Linked DNA regions of Homo sapiens: region 1 is linked to region 2. Evidence: chromatin loops called from intact Hi-C (ENCODE). Cell type or tissue: CD4-positive, alpha-beta T cell. All regions are shown on one strand.

What was found. Peaks named below come from ENCODE experiments on the same cell type or tissue, not always from the same donor. Only the 100,000 strongest peaks of a DNase experiment are listed, where the experiment ranks them.
Region 1: a loop joins it to region 2, with 8 times the contacts of the local background. A loop is called at or near these places in 5 of 110 quality-filtered maps.

Annotation. Positions count from the first base shown.
Region 1 is chr2:171,572,901-171,575,400 of GRCh38, reverse strand. No RefSeq gene overlaps it. Among named protein-coding and RNA genes, the nearest start is that of CYBRD1, 52 kb to the right of the region's middle. In CD4-positive, alpha-beta T cell, CTCF peaks have their summits at 938 and 1,140 (motif pointing left); a DNase peak (open chromatin) is centred at 1,100.
Region 2 is chr2:172,930,866-172,933,365 of GRCh38, reverse strand. The region is part of intron 6 of RAPGEF4 (Rap guanine nucleotide exchange factor 4); the gene reads right to left. Among named protein-coding and RNA genes, the nearest start is that of MAP3K20, 140 kb to the left of the region's middle. In CD4-positive, alpha-beta T cell, CTCF peaks have their summits at 1,046 and 1,248 (motif pointing right); a DNase peak (open chromatin) is centred at 1,275.

The DNA.
Region 1 (2,500 bases), 1.4 Mb after region 2:
TATTTATTGAGAATCTAGATTATTCCATTTGAGTCTCACAGTAACCTGTAGGTCGGTAGGAGTGGTATTAAGTTCATTATACAGAAGAGACATCCTAGATTCCACAAAATGAGGCAGAAAATTAGGCAGCATCTGCTAAGAAAATTCTGAAGGCCACCATCTAATCATCCTTCAGAAGTTGGGCTGACAAGGGTTCAGAGCTTCCAAATCTGGCACAGAAAGACACAGCCTTGATGTGCCATTTCTCAGCTGATTCTGAATTTTAGCAATAATGCCCTACAAGAAGAGATGGCTGGAGCCAGTTGTAATTTACCTGCTGTCAAATGATTCTGTCCTTCATAAAATGCTAATTATTTGGAAGACTGTTTCTCTTTGAATATTGTAGATATAGATTTTCAGGGTACCTTTCCTATATAATTGTCATTATTTTTTAAATGTTGACATACCTAGCACACTTTTGGAAATAGGCATTTTTAAAAGATTTTATTTTTTTTAGAGCAGTTTTATGTTTACAGCAAAATTGAGTAGAAGGTACACAGATTTCCCATATCCCCACCCCTGCCCTGCATATGCACTGCCTCCCCCCTTATCAACATTCCCCAGAGGGTACATTTGTTACCTTATCACCCAAAGTCCACAACTTACCTTAGTCCCAAGTGCTGGGATTCTATGTGTTCACTCTTTATGGTGTACATTCTATGTGTTTGGACAAATTTATAACTACATAGAACTCATTATGCTATAATACAGAGTATTTTCACTGCCTTAAAAATCCTCCGTGCTCCACCTATTCATCTCCCTCCTCCCCAACCCCTGGCAAACCGCTGATCTTTTTAGAGTCCCCATCGTTCGGCCTGGGCATGTTTTTAAAGTAATGAAGCATTTCACCATTGAGTGTCCGGAAAAAAAAAGGAAAGAGAAGGCTACTTATACTAGATATCGAATTATGGTTGTATGTTTGGCATGAATAATTTTTAATTGAAAATAATCACAATGTTTGTCTAAATCCTAGCGCTCAAAGAAACAACCAGATCTGGTTTTGAAACCAAGACTGCCCTGTTGGTGATGAGGAAGTCAACTGCGCAGCCTCAGTCGCCCGTGGAGGCCCCGGGCTGGCGGCCGTGACGTTGCTGCCACCTCGTGCATATTATCGGTAGTGCAGCCAGCGAGGAGGCCTCAGCCACGCCGAGGTAGCAAGCGCTGGCCAGCTCACTTTGATGGTCTTCAGCTTAGCTCACGTATTGCCTAGGAACACCAGGGGCCTGTGCAGTTTATTATGTGTTTGTGGTGTTTATTAATCCACAGAAATATTGTTTTTGATAGACAACCTAAGATAAAGGCTAATAAAAGACTGAGAATGTGGACTCGATAATTTTGTTGGCTTCAGGATAAAGAAAAAAAGTCAGTAAATGGTACCTGAATCCTCCAATAATTACTCCATCTTATAAATTACTGTTTTCTCTTATTCCAGCCCACAGTCTGTCATTCTAGAAAGTATGATATATTAATTTTTAGCTAAGCAATATCCACAGGGAGTAATCAGAGTTGGCACTGTACAGGTGTTTTTCCAATGAAAAGGTTACTGTTGGAATTATTTATAAGCAACATCAGAACACTGAATATTAACAAACTGAATTTCACCTGGTTATTAAGTAGCAGGAGATACATATGCACCAAATCATCCCGCTTTGACCTTGAATGGTTGTATGTTTATCCAAGAAAGAAGCTCCCCCATCTTCAATGTGCTATTAACCTTCCTTTTTGTCCTTTTTCATTTCTTCCCTTTTAAATTTTATTGTAATGAAATAGTTAAGTCCTACACAAAGGTGTAAACCTATGATACTGATTCTACTTGACTCTGCCACTCAGCTTGGGAAACGCATTACCATCCAAACAGGTGAAGCCTTTGTGCCCCCTCAGCTGTATTCCCTTCCTTCTCTTTACAGTTTCCACTTCTCTAAATTTGGTGTTCATCATTCCCATTTGTTTCATTACGCTTTTGCCGATACATATGTGTTCCTAAACGGTACAATGTACGGGTTTCACGTTTCTGAAACGCTGTTGAGATGGTATCCGTGTTTTCTGTAACTTGGATTTTTTTCTTTCAGTATTAGGATTGTGAGACCCATCCATCATATTAATTTCCCAGAATTGTCGTAGCAAACAACCACAAACTGGGTGACTTAATAAAACGAAAATTTATTCTCTCAGAGTTCTGGAGGCCAGAACTCTGAAATCAAGAGGTGGGCTGGGCTGGGCTCTCTCTGGGGCTCTAAGAGAGAATGTGTTCCTTCCTTCTTCCAGCTTCTGGTGGCCCAAGGCATTCCTTGGCTTGTGAATCTCTGTTTCTGTCTTCACATGGCCTCCTGCTCTCTGTTGTGTCTTCCTGTCTTAGAAGGACACTTGTCATTGGATTTAGGGCCCACCTGATCCAGAATGATCTCACCTTGAGGTCCTTAATTACATCTGCCAAGCCCCCAGGCAATACATGGTGGAGGTA
Region 2 (2,500 bases):
AACCCTTGAAGTCACCCTTGAGTACCTTCTCTCTTACCTCGTATTTAATCCATCAGAAAATCCTATGGACTCTATTTCCAAAATCCATCTAGAATGCAACACTTTCCACCCCTCCACTGCAACTCCACCATCATCTCTAGCTTTCCATGAAGTACACATGAGTTTCCTAGGATTCAAAGAATTTAGTAACACTGTTACTTAAAACTACTTCCATCCCCAGCTTCCTGTTTTTGTGAATGAGTTTTCCCAGTGCTTGCATACATAAAAACCAAGAAGAAGAATGAAACTGCTATTTCCTAAAGGTGCATGAATTGACTTTTTAAAATAATTCATTTTTTAAAACACTTGCCAAAGTCACCCAGTGATGCATTTCTAATAGTAATTTACTTTAATGTTTAATATTTTTGTACAGAAATTTATAAAATATTTATTTTGTTTTGATGATCATATATATCTACTTATTGTCATAACCCAATCTAGAAGAAAAGTTGTAACAAAGACCCATGGTCACAAGAGATTTTAAAACACGAATATTTAAATGTAAGTACATATTTTTGATACATGTTCAGTATGAGGGTGATCCATAAGAGACTTTCAACCACAAACATACGTTACAACGTGAAGCTGCCATACTAACCCTGGGCAGCTCATATTTGGACAGTTAACATGAGTAAAAAAAAATCTATTTAAGATGCTGTTGTGTTTGAGTCTTTGTTATTATAGCTGAATCTGGATGACAAAGTCGTCTGGCCTGGAAAACAATATGTTACAGTAGAATAAATTTCTACAGAGGAAATAAAATGGGAATATGACTTAAACAACAAAAGGAAATAATATAACATTGTAACTATTAAAAAGCTTGTTCATATATTTTTTTAAGTGGTGAGCAACAAATTATTTTTCACAATGCCTGGTCTAATACACTGTATGCATTCCATAAAAACTCGCTGATTAACAGCCCCATTCCTTGAGAAAATTTGTTTAACTTACAGGACTGGAACTCAATTGTTCTGTATGGACTTGCAGACCAGACCATGCTGCATTTAGCAAAGTCAAATATCAACAATATGTGAGAATGGAAGACTATATATGTGCACATATGAATGGATGAATGAGTGAATGAGCTGGTTATTTTGGTGGTTTCCAAGTACTAGGAATCTTACAAACGAAAATAACATTTACTACGAATATTTCCACTTTTCATCCAAATATCTTGTGCCATGTAACTAAAACTTGAAGGTTAGACATGCATGAACACCGGAATGACCACCAGAGGGAGCCCACGTGTTTTTCTGAATATGCCAAACACCAAATTGAGAAAAAGGAAGAAAACACACACAAAATATAAAGCTGGGGGTGGGCGCATGGGGGTGGGGGTGGGGGGCGCATGGGAGTCAAGGGGTGTGAGGAGTGGCGGGAAGGGGAAAGGGAAGCATTACCTGTTTCAGTTATTTAAGAGACTATATTATTGAATGACAGAACCATTTACGCATCTATGTTACAAATCCTTTTACTAGGCAGCTGTACACTGCAATGCTTTGACACTTATAAAAGGAGAATTGGTTAAACGTAAGATTTAAAAAATCTCACATAACCTAAAACTAGCAGGTCCTGGGTGGGCTGCTGTGATAACATCCATGACTCTCCGATGTGCCCCAAACAAGCCAGCTGCCTTCTCCAGCTTATCTTTGTGTTCCTGCTCTCACTGTCTATTCCGGTTCATCTTTGTGGTTAACTTTGGAGGAAGGTTTGGGTGTGGCTTCCTCACTTTGTTTGGGATTGGGCTATCAAATTACAGCACCAGAGGAGCACTTGGTGTGACTTGGGAATTTCTGATTCTCCTGTCTGAGCCAAGTTTATAAGGACGGTAAGATGAATGACTTTCCATTTGTTGTCCTGAAGTCTTCCCAGAACTGAGAATTGAACCAAGTGCCAACAGGAAGCAAGAGCACCTCTCTAAGGCTTTCCAGGCCCAATCTCCACTTACACCAGAACCCACAGGCCTGCCTCAGAGAGCTCCCCGCAAGCTAGAAAAATATCCTGGGACTGAGGCTATAGAAACAGGATGTGATCTTATCTAGAATTACGCTCCATGTAAACTGAATAGAATGTTTTCTATTTGAGATCGTTGTCGAGTTTTGGAATCCCCTCCCACCTGTTCAGTCCCCCCGCCCCCCAGCGCCCCCCCCCCCCACCCCGGCCTGGCTTGATCTTACTAATCCTTTTATTGTGGTAAGTCAGATCACCATTATACCAGTGAGGAAACTGAAGCTCCTGGAAATGAGTGACTTGTTCAGTGTCACTGGCTATTAAGTGTCAGGGATGGGAACTGGCAAACATGCGCTTCTAGGGACATGGATTGTAACAATGAATGAGTATTGAACCCCGTCATACTAATGTCTTTGGAGACAGAAAGAAAATTATTGTCTTCCTTTTCCCTCAAACTACAATTGAGTGAAAAGCATGACAGAAGTGAATTCAATGACTTAGCCCTTGTTTT